Linked DNA regions of Homo sapiens: regions 1, 2 and 4 are each linked to region 3. The links are chromatin contacts, found by Hi-C or POLR2A ChIA-PET in ENCODE. All regions are on one chromosome and are shown on one strand. Each heading gives the region's core, a stretch centred on a gene start or an enhancer-like site at or near the end of the contact. The rest is flanking DNA. Distances are from core to core; before and after follow the strand shown.

Region 1 (2,700 bases), core at 28-2,527, 7.5 Mb before region 3:
GCTCTTTTAAATTTTTCGACTAAATTTAATATGCTTAAATCATAAAGTGAACCTAATAAATATTAAAATAATGTAATTCAAACGATCTAAATTTCAGAATGAAGCAAGGTTAGTCCCAACTTAAATTCTAGATTCAAGCTAAAGTACTTGCACTATCTTTTCTCTTATACTACCACTTTCCGCCCAACTTGTATGTGTGTGTGTCTAAGGCTTCCCGCACCCAGCCTAAGTCAGGTTTCAGTTCTCCCAAACTTGCCTATTTCCCGTTCTAGTCACTCCAGAAACTTGGTAATGATTGGCTATTCTGATAAACCAATTAACGCTAATGTGTCAACGTCCTATTAAGCTACTCCTCCTAAATTACATCCTTGTATTTTACAAAGTCCTTCAAGACCTTAACCCAAATGGAACTTGCAAGAACGAAAAATTTTGGAGGTAACTGACCTTTTAAATCATAAGGTCTATCAACTACGTCCCCTACTCTTTCTTGTGTGTAGAGGCCTTCTAGGGTAACAAGACCGGAAGTTGGTACAGGTATTGTTGATACTGTAAAACAAAACAAAGCCAAAACCCCAAACCACCCCCAACACCTGGCAAAAAAACCAAACCAAGACAAAACAAAAAACTTCCAGCGAGTGTGGCACGCTCACCCTACCCCTAATCTCCTTAGTCCCCACTGGAAGAGAGCGAGATCACCAGGACCAGAGTCCTGGAGAAAGGTCGGGAGGCGGAGGAGCACTGGTTTCAGACCTGTGGGCCCCGGCTGCGCAGGTGGGGTCTGGAGCGAGGCGAGGGGACGCTGGCCCCGGTTACCTGCGGCGAAGTGCAGCGGGGTGGATTTCCTGCCCGCCGTGTCGCGGCTGTTCACCTTCTCAGGCGTCACCAGCCTCTTGACTCGTTCCACGTCCCCGTTGCGGCACGCCTCGAACAGCTCTCGGGCGGCCGGCTCCACGGCCTCGGCCGCGGCGCTCGCGCAGGCCGCTCCCCCGCCGGCGCAGCGGCGACCCGACATGATCCTGGCCGCCGCCACAGCCAGCAACAGCGCCAGCAACCGGAGCAGGAGCCCCGGCCCCGCGAGCAGGAGGGCGAGGCCCCCCGGAGAAGACGCGCTCAGGGCCCGGGCCGCTTGGCTCCCTGCTGTCACCGGATCCGGCGCAGTCCCATGGCCGCGCCCACGCGCGCCCCTCGCTGGGCTCCCTGCCCCCCGGCTGCCCCGCGGCGGCGGAGGCAGCGCGAATCCGCCGTCCGGGTCCTGAAACGACGCGGCGGCGGAAGCTGGCAAGGCCCCTCCTGCCAGCTCCGTCCAGCCCCGGGAGCGCACGTGACGTCGTCCCGCGCGTGCGCAGTGGCCGGGCACCGGCTGGGCAGGTTTCGGCTAGCGAGGCGGCGCGAAGGGTTTGTGGGAAATGTGAGGCGAGAGGCTTCGGCGGCGGGAGAAGGGGCTTCGTCCCACCGCCATCTTTGCGGTGGGTTCTGCTGAAGCCGAACGATCCTGCATATTGTGTTTTTTGTTGTTGTTGTTTTAAGCCCTGGGCTTTCCAGGCTGAACTTTCTCACTACCATTACACTGAAAAAGAGCCCTTGAAAGTTTTGCTCGGATCTTGCACATTCTTTTGGAAGTCTTACTGTGGAAATTGTCCGTGTTTTCAGCTTCCACATCCCTTTCTCCTGGGAGATTTCTTTTCCGTTTTTTTTACTTTGTCTCTTTTCTTTCCTCCGCAACTGCTTTGTTGTTGTTGTTGTTGTTTCTTGTAAACCACTTCTCAAAAGTGAACTAGTTGCCGTTTAATAGAAGTTTGGATGAACTGCCCCCAAAATAAAGGAAATCCGAACAGTCATGGAAGTTGACTCCAATTGGAGGGATGGCTCTGATCAATTACTCTTTCCACAGTAAGTTATTAGCTCAGGATTGATTAGAGGAACTTTTTGTAAATCAATATTGTACCTGACATGCCTAAAGTTTGGATACACTGAGCATACGCATCTCCAAGAAAGTTTTCTGAGTTATAATCTTTTTCTTTGACCAACAAACAAAAGAAAAGCATATAATTGATTTTCATGCTTAAGATACTGGTGTAGTTTTACACGATAATTCCCCACTACACCCCCTTGTCTTAAACTGAAAGAAAGGTATGCCTATACATACATTTTACTTACAGAAGATGATACATGTTGACCTTTGCCATTCTGAAAAGCATCCCCCCCCCAACCTCCTACCTTAACCTGTTTTTCAGGAAATCCAGTTTTTGTTGGGGAATGTTGACTCACTACAGTGCTAAAAGAGGATGTACACTTTTTTGAGCATTTTTATACATATGAAATTGAAGTTATGGTGCTTATCAATAACATGAACATGCATGAACGAACCTAGGACTAGAACACTACCAATATGATTGCGTTTATCATTTTTCTTCCCATAAATCTGCTATGGTGATCTATGATCAGTGATAAGTTGAAATCACTGTTGTAATTGTTTTGAGGCACCACAAACCACACCCATAGAAGACAGCAATCAATCAATAAATGTGTATGTTCTGACTGCCCCACTGACAGGCTACTCTGCCATCTCTCTCCCTCTCCTGGGGCCTATCTGTTCCCTTAAACACAATAATATTGAAATTAGGCCAATTAAGAACTCTGCAATGGTTTTCTAGGTGTTCAAGTGAAAGGAAAAGTTGCGTATCTCTCACTTTAAATCAA
Region 2 (2,700 bases), core at 173-2,672, 7.6 Mb before region 3:
ATCAGATGCCCCATACTACGGTACCTAGCAACCCCCTTCACCCAACTCCCATGGGCTTCTCCCACACACTATTTCATCAGTCATCTAGGGAGTCTGTAAGGAATGGGTTATCCTTTCCCTTGCAAAACAGATAAAACTTGTGCACTTAATACGCTCAAAGAATGTGTTCAGTTAATTATAAAAAAATGAAAACTATTTGTTTTCATCATTTATTCCTTCAGTCTATATGGTAAAAGAATCCAATTCTCATTAAAAGTTACCATATCAACTCTAAGGAACTTGGTGAATCCATCCGATCACTATCACAGAGGAACTATCCCTTAATTACATGTACAGAGGGTCACCAAATTCCGCTTACAAAAGCTTTCCAACCATTCTATCATACCGGAGGAAAAAGTAATGTTTCTCCTATAGCTATACAAATAAATGTCGTTAGTTTTTCTATAGTTTTCCTGGGCTTTCCTGTTGACAGGCAATATTTCAAAAGAATATAAGATCTGTGATTTATCTTCCACGCCTTAGTTACGGAAAATGATGCTAATACGATAATTGGCTTAAGGTTACAACGCTGACGTTGGAATGTTTACTGCCAAACAAAAGGAGAAATTATACTTAATTTTAAAAAACATCTCAGGAAAGAACATACCCCTAAAAACGTAAATTAAAACTGGTAACATAATTAGACGGTCTCTTAGATAATAGTAATTCAGGTTTCCCCTCCATCGACAGTAACTACCAAGTTTTCCCATGAAATGGAGGTTAGGGACCAGCCTTAGAATACTGAGAAAGATAAGAGACTCCCCTAGAATCGAAAGAGGGAAGAGAAACCAGAGAACAGAAACATGGTGAGGAAAGAGAAAAAACAGCTCTAACGTGCCAAGGGGTCTATTAACAAGAAAAAGGCATTATTGAACCGATTTACCCAGGAGTAACCCGAGCCCAAACCCCCGCCGACCACGGGGCGAACTCCGAAGTCTACTGAAGAAAGCTCCAGAGCCCAGTGACAATGAGAACCGCTCTTCTCTAGGAGTGGGGGCTCTAAGAGGAGACCATGCCTTCCCTGAATCGCCTTCCAGTTTGCTCGTCAGGAGCAAGACCCACCTGGAGACCGCCATGGCCGGGCGCCGGCGGTTCGGAGCTCCCCGCGACCTACGCGCCGCGCAGCTGAGGCGCTAGTTTCCAGAGAGCTGAGCGGCGCAGGCCCAGGCCGCGGAGCACAGGGGAGCGGCCGGTGCGGCGTGGGGCGTTCCAGCGCAGGCCCTCGGGCATCTGCCCTGCCGCCTACCCGAGCTCGTCCCCGCGGCGGCCGGTAAGCAGGGGTCCAAGACGGTAGCGGAGGCGGCAGTCCTCCGACCCGCACGACTTCAAACCGGGTACCCTCAGCTCCGCTCTTTGCTGACGCGGGCGTCGGCACGCACAACTGAGCGTCAGCGCGCCGGAAGTGACGTAAGCTCACCGACAGGAGCTTAGCTCGGCGCGAGCGCCTTTGGTTTGGCGGCACGCGCCTAAATAAAAGCGCTTTGTGCTGATGTGGAGAGGGTGTCTAGTCTTAAAACTAGGGAAGGAGGTGAAGTAAGGGTCCCCTTATTTGACAGAGAAGGAAAAAGGCGATTTAGTCCAAGTCCTGGAACTTCGAAAGCTTGGTTTCTAATTCCACACTACCCAGATTCTGCTTCCCACCGTACTGCATCTAGGAAGCAAGATCAGAAGGACCTTAACATGCTCTTGTCCAGGTGGTGAAGCCAGTGGGAGGAGTGAAAGCAAAAAGTCGCTATGACACTGAAGAAATGGCTCAGATGTTTGTCATTATTTGCCAGAAGTTCTGCCTAGGTATTGGAGAGAAGGTCTTCTGACCAACGATTTTGCCAAGTTTGATTTCTCAATTGTTTATGTTGTTTGTACCATCATTTTCTCAGCCAGCCAGATTTGAAAACTACCATTTTTAAATTTTTGTTCCTTTGGGGGACTTATCTGGCTTTTCAATATTTTTAAGTTCATTAGGCTTTTAAACACTTCTGCCAGGCCCTTATCATCTTACACTTGATTTTTTTTTTTTGACCGAGTTTCGCTCTGTCGCCCAGGCTGGAGTGCAGTGGCGCGATCTCGGCTCACTGCCAACCTGCGCTTACCGGGTTCAAGCGATTCTAAATGTGCCTCAACCTCCCGAGTAGCTGGGAGGCACACGAGCCCCACGCCGGGCCAATTTTTTGTATTTTTTAGTAGAGACGGGGTTTCGCCATGTAGGCCAGGCTTGTCTCCTGCTCCTGGCCTCAAGTGATCTGCCCGCCTCGGCCTCCCAAAGTGCTGGGATTACAGGTGTGAGCCACTGCGCCCGGCCCTTAAACTTGATTTTTATGCTAGTAGTCAAAATAATATTTCTCCAATTTTCAGTTCAGCCCATTTTATAGGCCAACAGATTAATCTTCAAAAAACCTCACTGCTTTTTATCATGTCGCTCCTATGCTTATAAAGCATGTCCATTGGCTTCTCATTACCTGAAGAGGCTATGTCTCAATCCTTGAGTCTGTTTTTCATCTGTAAAATGAGGCTAATGAGAAGTACTGCAGAAGATTGTGGGAATAAAATGAGGTCATGAATCTAGAAGAGCTTACAAGAACTTTGTAAACCATAAAGTAGTATATATGTATGTAAAGAGAAAGAAACTAACAAGTACCTGCTGTGTGCTGGGCACATGACATG
Region 3 (2,700 bases), core at 144-2,643:
TACGACAGTATGAATTATGGCTAAAGGGTTCAACAAAGTGTGCATTTTTAACCTGAAGATTATTTGAAGCCAATGTTGTTTAGAACACAAACGAAAACAAAAAATAACAGTAACAAGCTTTCATAAATTAAGAGAAACAGTAATAAAGTCCAAGAGGAAGAAGACTGATTTCAGGCAAACACTCAGGAATATTTACATTTTTATCACATATGGATGACGGATAAGACATGTTTTGAACCCATCTTTTGCAGGAGAGCATCTTAAGTTCCTTTTGGTTAAAGAGCAGCTGCCATCTCTAAAGTCTCTAGTCTAAAAGATGATGCTTTAAAAAAAACAACTGGCCAAATGAATAGGTTCCGTCATATTTTAATGCTCAGGAGAAAAGGAATGCTTTTCATATGGCTATTTTAAAAAGCTTAAAGCTCAATTTCTCTCTTACAGGAGTGAGCTACCAACACTCTAATCTGAGACCAGAGTCCCTGCGTCAGTCATTTCCACTCCGCTAAGGCCTTGTCTGGGAGCAGCCAGCCTCATTGGTCGGGGAGCCCACACAGATGAATATGCAATTACTGAAATGGAAACAAGCTTCGCCACCAAGGACCACCACAAAGGAGTCCCTTCATTCCTCCTTTTACTTTATCAAGAAAGTAGGTGCATTATTTAAAAATGTATGAAAATACATGTCTAAAGACAAGAGAGAAGATCTGAACCTACGGCAACGGTGTGCCCCACCAAAGTTTCACCTCAGGATGTGTTTTAGGGTGTGTCTTTCATTTAGCCCAGTAATTGAAAGAAAAAAAAAATCGAACTCATTCGGGGAGCCCCGGTACTTTCCCTATCCACCCTCACACGCAACCAGGCTCCGAAATCAGAGTGCCTCAGCCTCGCCCTGATTTCTCCTGAAAGGCGGCGGCGCCCGCGGCCCGAGGCCCCGCGCTGTCACAGCCGCAGGGAGGGCGCCCTCCGGCCTCCCGGGTCCGCGCCCGCCCCGCGTCCGGCGGCTCGCGAGGGGCTAGAGAGGCTCACCCTGGAGGCCGGGTACGGGAGGGCGACACCGCCTCAGCCCGGGAGTTCGGGCCTCCGCCCCGCCCCGGACTGCGTGCCTGGTCTTGGGCTGCCCCCGGCGCCCGCCGCGACCCCGGCCCCGGCTCTGGCCCTGAGCCCGGATCTCACCGTGCGGAGGTCGCGCTGCCTCCTCGGCCGCGGCCCAGCTGCAGGCCGCCCTGCGACCTGCGGGCCCGAGGACGGAAGGTGAGACGAAGGGCCGCCCGTCACATCCCCGCCAGCCCCGCCGCCCGAGCCGCAGCAACCAGCATCGCGTCCGCGGCCTGAGGGAGCGCCGGACTCCAAAGCCGCCGCGCCCCCTCCCTCGGCCGGCGCCCGCCCGGACTCCGCCCTCCAGGGCCGGCGCACCGCGCACGCGCAGTCCCGCCCCGCCGCGGGCCCGTGCGCAGGCGCGAGCCTCACGGGGCTACGGGGACCGCCCCCACCGCCTGATCCGGCCTCAGCCCACCTCTGGCCCCGCCCCGCCCTCACGCCAGGCTTTCCCAAGCTCCGCCTCCGCTTCGGGCCCCGCCCCCTCCACTGACCTTGCCTGGCCGCCTCCTGACTCAGGTTTTTGCTGGGCCCACGCAGTGACGCCAGTCTTGCGGCTGACCTCACCTCTAGCCGTCCCCTGGACTACATTTGCTGCTTGAGTGCGGTCAAACCTGACAGCTCCTCCTCCTGGATGTGAAAAGTGAGGAGTGGTCTGAGCATTGGGCATGACTGAACCACGCACCTGCCTACCGCATCAAAACACAGGATCTTGCTAAAGCTGAGGGGAAGGGGCACCCCAAGTGCTGATCTGGTTTTCCCTTTTTTTTTTTTTTTTTGAAACAGAGTCTCGCCCTGTCACCCAGGTTGGAGTTCGGTGGCGCTATCACAGCTCACTTGCAGCCTCCTGGGCTTAAGCGATCCTCTCGCCTCAGGCGTGTATCACCAAGCCTCCGAAATAATTACAACTAAGACCACACTAGTCAAAGTAAACTATCACAAGTTGACCCAAATACCCGGCTAATTTTTATTTTTTCTTTTTAGAGTTGGGGGAAGTGGTCTTACAGGCTAGTCTCAAACTCCTGGGCTCAAGCAATCCTCCCACCTTGGCCTCCCAAAGTGTTGGGATTACAGGCGTGAGCCACAGCTCCTGGCCAATGTGGTTTCTTTGCCAGAAACCAGGTCTTTCTTCCCTTTGGGGCTTCCATCCCCCAGAGGCCATCTCTTCCCCTCTTGTTTTTCCTCGACGCGGCCAGTCCTGCTGCTGAGAGTCCTCAGCCTGGAAGGCTTCCGGGCCTGGCCGGCTGTTTAAAGCTCTGGAGTTGCCCTTACCTGGTTGTAGACTTGCAGTTCTCTGAAATCCTCGTCGGCCCCAACAGCTCGGTTGTAATAACATTTCAGGAGAACTGCTTGAAAAATATCCAGTTCTTTCCTGTCTCCAGATCAATGATACTCAAATGGAAAAAGCAGACGGAATGCCTGATTTGTATAACCACACTTCATTTAATAATACACTTTCATATTTAGAAAATAATGTCTTTTAAATATCAATCCCTAAGATATTTAATGTATTGGACAATAATGTGTGCTTAAAATATTGACAAAGACTAGGTCTAAATGCTGTGCAATCTCTCTTTGGATTAAGTGAGATTAGAAAAGCAAACA
Region 4 (2,700 bases), core at 106-2,605, 6.3 Mb after region 3:
TTTGCTCTTAACCTCTAGATAAGTCACACACGATCCAACCCTTGTTGGTATAATATTGTAAACATCAGAGCCGGGTGTGGTGGCTCACACCTGTAATCCTATCACTTTGGGAGACTGAGGCGGGCGGATCACGAGGTCAGGGATTCGAGACCAGCCTGGCCAACATAGTAAAACCCCGTCTCTACTAAAAATACAAAAATTAGCTGGGCGTGGTGGCGGGCGCTTGTAGTCCCAGCTACTCGGGAGGCTGAGCCAGGAGAATCGCTTGAACCCGGGAGGCGGAGGTTGCGGTGAGCCGAGATTTCGCCACTGCACTCCAGTCTAGGCGACAGAGCGAGACTCCGTCTCAAAAAAAAAAAAAAAAAAAAAACAAAAAAAACCCATAATGTTGACTATATATATATATATATATATATATATATAGTCAACATTATTTCATGATTAAGTGATGGAGTACCGAAATGAGTTAGAAAAACCTGATATGCCTCGTTTGTCTGTGACATTGTGTTTTGCTAGTGAGGATCCATGGCGTCTGAAAATGAGATAGCGTCCCTTCTTAAAAATTGAAAGTTGTTAAACACTTTTGTTAAGTTCTGTTTTGAGTTTCTCACAAATAATGAGGACTTAGTTCTAATTCTAAGCGCTAAGCCCTGTGGTGATGTGATTTCCTTGCTAGGCTCATGCACTAATATATCACACTAGGATCACCTCCCACAAGTTCTCACAGACTGTAGACAACTTATTTCAAGACATGAATGATCTTTACTTTCCATTCTCCCTTTTCTTCTGTAGATTACCATGGCTGTTTTCACTCTAACAGATTTTCAACTGTTTTTGTAATCAATAATGTAAGTTTAATTCTTCCCCCCTCCCTCCAAATAACTTCATGAACTGGAGGCACATGTGCGCCCATATTTTCCGCTCTGTTTTCCTTTGTTGGTCCTCCACAGATAGTGCCCTCTGTTGGATGGGCCGGTTCATTTTAGCTTCCACCTTCCCTTAAAACAATTAGAAGCTCTTAATTTAGATGGTACTGATGTTAATGATGATGATTTTCCATTTTATGCAAGTTTTGGCCCTCTGCTTGTCTAAAAGCCTTGAGGCAAAGAGTTATATGCAGTTTCTCTGCGGGTGTCTGATTACGTGGAGAAATTGACCAGAAATGGGATTTTTAAAATACAGCACACGCCTCGGTGCGGCTTCCAGTAAGCGCCACCAGGTGACGGTGCGGGGAAAGGGAAAAAAAAAAAAAAAAAAGGCATGCCGGAAGTCTCTCTTGACAGACAGACGCGCGGGCGAGTAGCGGAAGAGGAAGCGGACACGTGGGACACTCTACGGTGGCCGAGAGGATGCCGCAGATGTGTTAGCGGCGAGTCCAGAAGCAGCCCCAGGAGGTGCTGGGGGCATCGTTTCTCTAATCTGGCCTCCCGAGTGCCAAGGAGGCGTCCCGGCAGCGGTCATCATGGTGAAGGAGCAGTTCCGGGAGACGGATGTGGCCAAGAAAATGTAAGACGGAGTAAGAGTGGCCAAAGGGCTGAGAAATAGGGCAAGGGGTCCGAGGTCAGCGGTCCCGGGTCTTGCAGGGTCAGAGATGGGGTGCAATGGGAAGGGGAGGGCCAGTAGTCCATAGGTGTGACCAGCGCCCAGAACTACCAGCGTTGGTCAAAGAGCATTGGTCAGGCTGAGGGGATTTCAGCACCTCGAGAGGTCCCTGGACTTGGGCGGAGAAGTCGGAGTGGCCTGAGCCTTAATGATTTGTGCACCCTGGGCCAAAGCTCGCATTCTCCTGAAGTCATACAATGATCCCTGTTCTTCAGCGAACTATCCCCTGCTGCAGCGAGGGGAGCAATCTGGGGCGGGGACTGTCTCTAATTCTGTCAGCCGCAGAGCGTCTGACACGGAGGCAGTAGTTGCTTACCAAAAGGATGGGGTTGCCCACTAGAAAGCTGTACCACAGGCCGACGGATGGCAGTGTCAGAAATAAAGCTGCTATCCGGACTTTTGCCTTCAGAAATACGTTATTAGGCGGTGGCTCCTTCTTAGAGTTCTCGGTAAGAAAGTGAATCCAGCCGGGCGCGGTGGCTTACTCCTGTAATCCCAGCACTTTAGGAGGCCGAAGCGGGTGAATCTCCTGAGCTCAGGAGTTTGAGACTAGCCTGGGCAACGTGGCGAAACCCCGTCTCTATCAAAAATACAAAAATTAGCAGGCGTGGTGGCGCGCCCTTGTGGTCCCAGCTACTCGGGAGGCTGAGGCCGAAAAATCACTTGAGCCTGGGAGGCAGAGGTTGCAGTGGGCAACCTCCTGCATTCCACCCTGAGTGACAGAGTGAGACGGTGTCTCAAAAAAAAAAGTGAATTCATCATTCTTACAGCAGACACTGAGGAGGATACTGCGCGTTATTCCCAGTGTTGGACGTTAAAGATACGGTCTGAATAAAACTTTTACTGCCTAATCTAGTTGGAGAAGGTACACAAGTCAACACTGGGTACGACAAGTGCAATGACAAGGGTAGGTCCAGGGGGTTTTGAGAGCACATAATGGGTCCAGGCAAAAGAAAGCAGACCAAACTGCTTTTTTCAAGGAGCAGACCTGAGGGAGAGAACACAGGTGATCAGAAGGAAGCAGAAGACTTGAAGCTGTGTTAAGAAGTCATCTTGTAGGCAGTGAGGAACCTTTGAAGGATTTTCAACAGGAGAGTA

Evidence for each region. A loop is a pair of places that touch in the nucleus more often than their neighbours do. ChIA-PET counts read pairs that join two places held with the same protein, here RNA polymerase II (POLR2A). Pooled maps may share reads with other maps.
Region 1: a map of naive thymus-derived CD4-positive, alpha-beta T cell shows a loop between it and region 3 (18-fold over the local background). The contact joins the promoter of TNKS2 here to the promoter of CCSER2 in region 3. A Hi-C loop is called at or near these places in 1 of 168 maps with a recorded cell type or tissue (naive thymus-derived CD4-positive, alpha-beta T cell), 1 of 37 single-sample maps with no recorded cell type and 9 of 50 pooled maps.
Region 2: a loop to region 3 is called in a pooled map, with 5 times the contacts of the local background. The contact joins the promoter of BTAF1 here to the promoter of CCSER2 in region 3. A Hi-C loop is called at or near these places in 6 of 50 pooled maps.
Region 4: a map of CD8-positive, alpha-beta T cell shows a loop between it and region 3 (15-fold over the local background). The contact joins the promoter of POLR3A here to the promoter of CCSER2 in region 3. A Hi-C loop is called at or near these places in 1 of 168 maps with a recorded cell type or tissue (CD8-positive, alpha-beta T cell) and 8 of 50 pooled maps. POLR2A ChIA-PET finds 5 or more read pairs at or near these places in 1 of 52 experiments (K562).

The regions. Positions count from the first base shown.
Region 1 is chr10:91,797,003-91,799,702 of GRCh38, reverse strand. TNKS2 (tankyrase 2) reads right to left here and starts at 1,277. Exons shown (of 27, transcript NM_025235.4): 1 at 814-1,277. The coding sequence starts at 1,012. It overlaps TNKS2-DT (TNKS2 divergent transcript), which reads left to right and starts at 1,412. Exons shown (of 2, transcript NR_108071.1): 1 at 1,412-1,466. RefSeq lists a silencer at 909-1,318 and an enhancer at 1,399-1,568.
Region 2 is chr10:91,922,492-91,925,191 of GRCh38, reverse strand. It overlaps BTAF1 (B-TFIID TATA-box binding protein associated factor 1), which reads right to left and starts at 1,422. Exons shown (of 38, transcript NM_003972.3): 1 at 1,102-1,422. The coding sequence starts at 1,115. RefSeq lists enhancers at 880-1,079, 1,690-1,799, 2,147-2,680 and a silencer at 1,140-1,439.
Region 3 is chr10:84,327,282-84,329,981 of GRCh38, reverse strand. It overlaps CCSER2 (coiled-coil serine rich protein 2), which reads right to left and starts at 1,393. Exons shown (of 10, transcript NM_001284240.2): 1 at 1,174-1,393. RefSeq lists an enhancer at 500-849 and a silencer at 900-1,629.
Region 4 is chr10:78,028,170-78,030,869 of GRCh38, reverse strand. It overlaps POLR3A (RNA polymerase III subunit A), which reads left to right and starts at 1,355. Exons shown (of 31, transcript NM_007055.4): 1 at 1,355-1,506. The coding sequence starts at 1,463. RefSeq lists an enhancer at 1,186-1,435.